Linked DNA regions of Homo sapiens: regions 2 and 3 are each linked to region 1. A link is a loop called in an ENCODE intact Hi-C map of the cell type or tissue named here. Cell type or tissue: A673. All regions are shown on one strand.

Region 1 (2,500 bases):
ATGGCCCTGCATGCACACACAGACACAGAGCTGCAGTGTGTGCACATCTATCCCACACTCTGTCCCTCCAAGCCTTCCTACCCTGGACTATCTGGACTAGTAAGGAATGAAACAAGAAACACAGGGTCCGGGTCATGGTGGTGAGGGTGAGGGAGGCAGAGTCCCAAAGGCCTGTTCTCACCCTTAGGAGGTTCTGGGGCAGGAGGTCTGGGTCACATTCTTGGACAGATGCTGGAGGCCAGCTCTGCCCTAGTCTATGATCGAGGCCAGGCACTCTTTGAACTGATGGATATGGGGAAGCAGTACTTTTGAGCCCTCTCTAGACCCAGCTTTACCCCTACAAGCTCTGCAAATCACTTCTTAGTATTTAACTTTTTTTTTTTTTAATTTAGAGATCAGGTGTATCAGTCCGTTCTCACACTGCTATAAAGAAATAACTGAGACTGGGTAATTCATAAAGAAAAAAGGTTTCATTGGCTCATGGTTCTGCAGGCTGTACAGGAAGCATGGCTGGGGAGGCTTCAGGAAACTTACAATCATGGCAGAAGGCGAAGGGGAAGCAGTTTCCTCTTATATGGTTGGAGCAGGAGGAAACAGGGGAAGAGGTGCTACACAATTTTAAATGAGCAGCTCTAGTGGTAAGTCACTATCATGAGAGCGGCACCCAAGAGGAAATCCCCTCCCATGATCCAATCACCTCCCACCAGGCCCCACCTCCAACATTGGGGGTTACAATTCGACATGAGATACGGGTGGGAACACAGACCCAAACCGTATTACCAGGTCCTGCTTTGTTGCCCAGGCTGGAGTGCAGTGGCATGATCATAGCTCATTGCATCCTCAAACTCTCAGATGCAGAGATCCCCCCGCCTCAGCCTCTGGAGTAGCTAGGACGACAGGCATGCACCATCACGCTCGGCTAATTCTTAGTATTTCTGAAAGCATGGGTAGCAGTGCGTGTGTGGAGGAAGGAAGGCTGTAGAGGGCTGGTGTTCCCTCGCTGTTCCTTCTCCACAGGAGAAATTGAGTTGGGTGTGTCTAATTCCAGCTTGCCAGCTGAGGGCGCTTCTGTTCCGTAATTCCACCACCCTGGCCTTGGTGAGCCGAGTACAATTTCTTATCCCAAAGATAGGCCTAGGAGCAGGTTCTTTTTCACTCAAAGTAAGGGAGGCTTCAACACAGACCATAGCCAACACAGACCAGGCATGGTGGTGGGCGCCTGTAGTCTCAGCCATCAGGAGGCTGAGTCGGGAGGATTGCTTGAGCCCGGGAGGTAGAGTCCAGTCTGGGCAACATAGGGTGACCCCATCTCTTAATAAACAAAAAACACCAGCCTGGGCAACATGGTAAAACCCTGTCTCTACTAAAAATAGAAAAATTAGCTGGGCACGGTGGTGTACGCTTGTAGTCTCAGCTGCTGGGGAGGCTGAGGCAAAAGAATCACTTGAACCCAGGAGGCAGAGAATGCAGTGAGCCGAGGTCAAGCCACTGCACTCCAGCCTGGGTAAAAAAGCCAGGCTGTCTCAAACAAAACAAAACAAAACAAAACAAAACCACCCCGAAATCAAGCAAACAGAAAACAAAAACAAAACAAAAAATACCCACAAGGTTTAGGCTGCCGCCCATCTTTCTTTGATGGTGAGGTGGAGATTGGGAGGAGAGAAAGTAATCATTTCTTGCCTATGGGGTAATAGGGAATGCAAATTCTCATCCTTTGACTTGAGTTGGGTTCCCTAGCAGGAGATCCTAAGATGGAAACCAAGAATTCTCAGGAGGAGATGAGTGAGGAAGCAGGATAAAACAGTACAGAAAGCTCACTAATGCCACAGGAAGCAAAATGACAACACAGAGCTGGTCCCCACTTAAGGCCAAGGGGCTGGCCCCATTCCCGTGGGTTATCGTCCGAGGTCTGATCCCAGGAGGTGTGGGGGCCATCATCTAGTGGTTCCTTTCTGCCCAAGGGCTGTGCATTAGTTTGGAAGGCTGCTGAAACAAAGTACCACCACCTGGATGGCTTAAACCACAGACATTTATTCTCTAATAGTTCTGGAGGCTGGAAGTCCAAGTTCAAGGTGCCAGCAGGGTTGGTTCTTTCTGAGGGCCATGAGAGAGAGTCTGTTCCATGCCTTTCCCTCAGCCTCTGGTGGTCTGCTGGCAATCTTTGGTTTCGCTTGGCTTGTAGAAGCACCACTTCAATCTGTCTTCTTTTTTGAGGCAGGGTCTTGTTCTGTCACCCAGGTTGGAGTGCACTGGCGCAATCATGGCTCACTGCAACCTCTGCCTCCCAGGCTCAAGTGATCCTCCTGCCTCAGCCTCCCGAGTAGCTGGGACTACAGGCACGTGCCACCATGCCCAGCTAGATTTTTGTGTTTTTGGTAGAGATAGGGTTTCACTATGTTGCCCAGGCTGGTCTCAAACTCCTGAGCTCAAGTAATCCACCCACCTCAGCCTCCCAAAGTGCTGGGATTACAGGTGTGAGCCACTGCGCCTGGCCCTCTAC
Region 2 (2,500 bases), 240 kb after region 1:
TACTAAAAACAATCAACAAGACCCAACCCCTTTAACCCACATGGCGTCAGTCTTGCTGTTAACAGAGTCTGGGCACCTGCACATTCTCAGCAATAATTTGAACTTCTCTTCTTTCCTTATCACCATTTCCATCTCCTCCAAACACCCACCAGAATATCAGAACTGGATTATTCAGAGCTATTGAGAGGAAATTGTAAATACCTTCTAGGCAGCAGGTCCTCCACAGCCCCGAATGGGTCATTACTTCTTCATTCTTCCTGCTGGTTTCATTATCACTTGTAGATTTAGTCCTGCACACACCTCTGGAATATAACCAGTAGTCCGTGCCCACTGCAATGGTCATTAAACTAAAAGCGGCAAAGGCTCCTACAGTGGTGATCAACATCTGGATACCTCTGTCACACATCCTCATAATTCTTCATGGTACTCTGGACGGCTGGGGGTTGGAGGGGGAGAGTCAGTGCCGGAGGGGAAAATCACTCTGCAGCCGGGTAACCTAGTACAGGCTCTTCCAAAAATTCAGGTCTCCTTTTGTCAGCATCCACAGGGACTTTGGGAAAGCTGGGATTTCCTTTCTGGAGCTCTCTCCAGTTCCCTGGGTCGCCTATGGCCCTCGGAAGGGTGCAGGCTCCGGGGGGTTGGTCCGCATCACTGCTGCCTTCTGAGGGTCCCTGGGTTCCTTTCATTCCTCAGGAGCGTGGTAAAGACGAGGGTCCGTGCAGGGCATGGCTCCGGAGCCTGGAGCTGCCAGCTCGGTTTGAGATGCGCCTGGCTTCTCACAGCCCCGGGAGACTCAAGGCAAAGAAACCCAGAGAGGTCTCTGTGTGAGTGTGTGTGTGTGTGTGTGTGCGTGCGTGCGTGTGTGTGCGAGCGCGTGTGCTGGGGGTGAGGGCGGATGGCAAAAAATAGCACTGCTGGGAGGCGAGCCGCTGAGAAGAGTGTTCACTGCTTCCACAGCCTCGCAGGAAAGCTCTCCGCCTGCTCCCGACACCCCCGCTCAAACTGGAGAAAAGACAGAGTCCTGGGGCGGGGGCCGGCTGGTTTCCCTGGGGGCGCCAAGGTCCGTGGTGCTGAAGGGACAGCTCCCCGCCTGTTGCCCCGCCTCCGTCGTCTTAACGCCTAGGCTTTAAGGTCCGTGGTGCCGAAGGGACAGCTCCCTCATGCAGCTGCACACCGCCGCCCGGGCTAGAAACCCGGGGTGCTAAAGGGTCTTTCTTCCCTCACCCCGCCCTTCCCCCGTTCCTTCCCGGGTCAGCCAGCCGGCTCGGCTCTGCCCAGTCAAGCCCACTCTCCGCGCAAAGTTTCTGGAGCCGAGGACAGTCAGCGCCCTGGCTCCTGGGCGCTGCAGCACGACCCGGTTCCTCCGCTCTAGGAAGGGTTAAGGAAAGGGGAAGGGGAGCGAAGCCCGTAGCGCACTCTGGCGCTCCCTCAGCACCCACCCAACGCGGCATTCTTCAATCCTCCCTTTCACCCCATGAGCCAGGCAAGTTTGCCTTTTGCTGCGGGCACCACTGGAGCCCATTGGGGAAAAAGAAGACCCGAAAGACCGAGTCTTCTTAAAGGCACCGGCAGCTCTGGAGACGGCTCTATGGCTCGCTTAGGCGGGCAAAAAGTGTTGTCACAATCACATCTGTGTAGAGTCTGTCTCAATTTGGTTCCCCAGCAAACAAACCAATATGTCTACCCTCCTTTCTCTGGAGCTCTGGTTTACACCGAAGACAACCCGCTCAGATCAGACCCGGAACTGTTCATATATACATGATCATGTATTCCTAAAAGATGGAAGAAGCTAAATATACATAGACTCTGTCATACACATATTAGGGACCTTGGGCAAAAGACTATAAGATTTTGGCCTTTGAATATGCCTTTTATACATTTTAACATATCTACATCGAAGGGGGTGATGGATTCATGGTGGGAGAGTCACTGAAAATGTCAGATTTTGTTCAAAGGTCTCTGAGATATCATTTGTTAACATTGTTATCTAAGTGAGACCATGAAGCAGGTGAAGTTAGGTCTGCTTTGCTTGTTAGTCCAAAGGGCAAATGGCATTGCACACCTGAAAGCTCTCTTCCTTGGAAATAGCCAGTATTGCAAAGGACCAGCATTTAACCAGCTTTTTATTACTATGTATTCCGGCATATGCATGGGCACACACCGAGTTGACTAGAAACAGCCCACAGAAATGCCCTTATTATTTTTTTTCTTATGGCATCCTGGGACTGATATCCAGAGGTCAGATAGTTGGAAATGAGGTTGCTTGGGTTGTTTCCACAGTTCCTGAGATGTGTCCGCAACCAACTGTCATGTTTGAATGTTATTTAGCTGGACAGAAATATAACGGGAGGTAATCGCAGACAAACATACTCCCCTGGTGCCATCTCTGGCTGCCTGGGAACTTCTATTCAGGTGACTGGGTAGCAGGAATATATTGAAGGGTTCGCAAATGCAGCTCACAACTTCTTGGTGACTTTGCTACTTTCATTTTGGTGTTAAG
Region 3 (2,500 bases), 190 kb after region 1:
GACTCCTGGAAGGCATGAAAATGAAGGAGAGTAGGTGGAGGTTGGAGGAGGAGGAGGAGGAGGAGGAGGAGGAGGAGGAGGCGAGAGTCCTAGGAGAATTTGCCAGGCTTCAAAATGTAGCTGCCACATGTCTGCTGGGAGTCGGTGGAAACACAGGGACATATATATCTATACCGTGAGGGTTGTGGCAACCCACACATGCAGAACATTTTGATGGTTAATAAATCTTTTTCTTTTCAGAACTGGGCTTTGGTTCAGATGTGCTGGAGACTAGAGAAGAGCCTGCTGTCCAGATTCATCCACGAGCACAAGGCTTCCTTCCTTTTTCACATCAAGGTGCATTGGGAGAAAGGTCAAGGCTGCTCACAGCCCTTAGGCAGCTGGCCTGGAGCTCGATCACCCGTGGCTGCTGGACTGACCTGAGGGCCAAGGGGATTCTTACTTCTGCATAAGAAGCTGCGACTTCTGCCTGACTAGTTATGCGAGGTCCCACACTGAGAAGCGTCTCTGGCTTCATTTAGTGCTCTACTGTCTGTCACTCTCTTGAAATTCTTAACACTTTTTTGAACCAAAGGCTCCCCATTTTCATTTCGTGCTGGACCCCATAAATTATGTACTGGTCCTGCTCAGCACACCAGTAACCCATGACAAGCATACCTTGAGGAAAACTGTTTTAGCACATGAAAAACTGCTAGATCTGTCTTTTTGGCCAGTTTCATTTTTTCATTTATCCTGAAGGGTGTAGAAAAGTAAACGTTTTTAAAAACATAAGGCCAGGTGTGATGAGCACTTTGGGAATCCCAGCACTTTGGGAAGCTGAGGCGGGTGGATGACTTGAGGCCACGAGTTCAAGACCAGCCTGGCCAACATGGCGATATCCTGTCTCTACTAAAAATACAAAAATTAGCCAGGTGTGGTGGTGCGCACCTGTAATCCCAGCTACTCGGGAGGCTGAGGCAGGAGAATCACTTGAACCTAGGAGATGGAGGTTGCAGTGAGCCGAGATCACACCACTGCCCTCCAGCCTGGGCGACAGAACCAGATTGCATCTCAAAAAATAAATAAATAAATAAATAAAAACATAAAAGTCACTTTGGGAGGCTGAGGCAGGAGCACCATTTGAAGCCAGGAGTTTGAGACCAGCCTGGAGAAAATTATAAGACCTTGTCTGTATATAAGTTAGCTGGGTGTGGTGACATGTGCCTGGCTCAGGAGGCTGAGCCAGGAGAATCACTTGTGGAGGTTGAGGCTGTAGTGAGCTATGATCGTGCCACTGCACTTCAGCCTGAGACACAGAGTGAGTTACTGTCTCTAAAAACAAATATAAATAAGTAAAAAATAAAAAAATCAAAAACATAAAAGTGCCGAAAGGAACTCTTGAGACAACTTAGTGTAGGGTTTATGAGCTTAGACTCTGGAGCCAGAGTGTCCAAGTTTAAATCCCAACTGTATTACTTCAAGCTGTGTGACCTGGGGCACGTTGTTTGGCCTTTCTGAGTTTCATTTTCCTCTTCTGTAAATTGGAGCTAATAATAGGATTTATCTCAGAGGGTTGTTTTGAGAAATAAAGGAGTTCACTATAAAAAGTTCTTGGAATAGTGAATGTTTTAATGAATATGTTCTAGCTACTGTTATTTTTTAAAAAGACTAATGGCTTATACACATTAATTACTATTTATTCAGTGCTTACTGGATGACAGAAGCTTCCTTCCTTCCTTCCTTCCTTCCTTCCTTCCTTCCTCCCTCCCTCGCTTTCTCTCTCTCTCCCTCTCTTTCTCTTCTTTCCTTCCTCTCTCTCTTTCTCTCTTTTTCTTTCTTTCTTTCTTTCTTTTATTTCTTTCTTTCTTTTCTTTCTTTCTCTTTCTTTCTTTCTTTCTTTCTTTCTTTCTTTCTTCCTTCCTTCCTTCCTTCTTTCTTTCCTTTTCTTTCTTTTTTTTCTTTCCTTCCTTCTTTCTTTCTTTCACCCTGTCTTGCCCAGCTCTGCCCTGCCTTTTTTCAGACAAGGTCTCACTCTGTGGTCCAGGGCTGGAGTACAGTGGTGGGATCATAGCTCACTGCAGCCTTGAACTCCAGGGCTCAAGTGATTCTCCTGCCTCAGTCTCCCAAGTAGCTGGGACTGCAGGTGTGTGCCACAGTGTCTGGCTAATTAAAAAAAAAATTTTTAAGAGACAGAGTCTTGGTATGTTTACCAGGCTGGTCTCAAATTCTTGACCTCAAGCTATCCTCCTGCTTTAACCTCCCAGGGTGCTGGGATTATAGGTGTGAGCCACCGTGCCTGGCCAGAAGCATACTTTCATTTAGTCCTCACAACAGCTCCAGAAGATAACTATTATTATCACCCATTTTTTTTTACAGATGAGAAAACAGGCACAGAGAGGATAAGGAACTTATGCTAAAGAGCACAGCTAACAAGTGACAGAGCTAGGTTTAGAACCCAGGTAATCTGACTTTGGACGTCATACTCTTTGTATTTCTTTTCATTATGCAATTCACCAAATCA

Evidence for each region. Peaks named below come from ENCODE experiments on the same cell type or tissue, not always from the same donor. Only the 100,000 strongest peaks of a DNase experiment are listed, where the experiment ranks them.
Region 2: it touches region 1 in a loop (7-fold over the local background); 33 of 110 quality-filtered maps call a loop at or near these places.
Region 3: a loop joins it to region 1, with 7 times the contacts of the local background. A loop is called at or near these places in 6 of 110 quality-filtered maps.

What each region holds. Positions count from the first base shown.
Region 1 is chr16:24,497,947-24,500,446 of GRCh38, reverse strand. No RefSeq gene overlaps it. Among named protein-coding and RNA genes, the nearest start is that of RBBP6, 40 kb to the left of the region's middle. In A673, a CTCF peak has its summit at 1,032 (motif pointing right); a DNase peak (open chromatin) is centred at 1,046; H3K27ac peaks cover 2,500 bases.
Region 2 is chr16:24,254,667-24,257,166 of GRCh38, reverse strand. CACNG3 (calcium voltage-gated channel auxiliary subunit gamma 3) reads right to left here and starts at 832. Exons shown (of 4, transcript NM_006539.4): 1 at 202-832. The coding sequence starts at 412. RefSeq lists an enhancer at 357-1,084. In A673, no CTCF peak of the experiment used is centred here; a DNase peak (open chromatin) is centred at 1,096; H3K4me3 peaks cover 1,571 bases; H3K27ac peaks cover 594 bases; H3K27me3 peaks cover 745 bases.
Region 3 is chr16:24,312,315-24,314,814 of GRCh38, reverse strand. All of the region lies in intron 1 of CACNG3 (calcium voltage-gated channel auxiliary subunit gamma 3), which reads right to left. Among named protein-coding and RNA genes, the nearest start is that of CACNG3, 57 kb to the right of the region's middle. In A673, no CTCF peak of the experiment used is centred here; a DNase peak (open chromatin) is centred at 1,504; H3K27ac peaks cover 2,434 bases.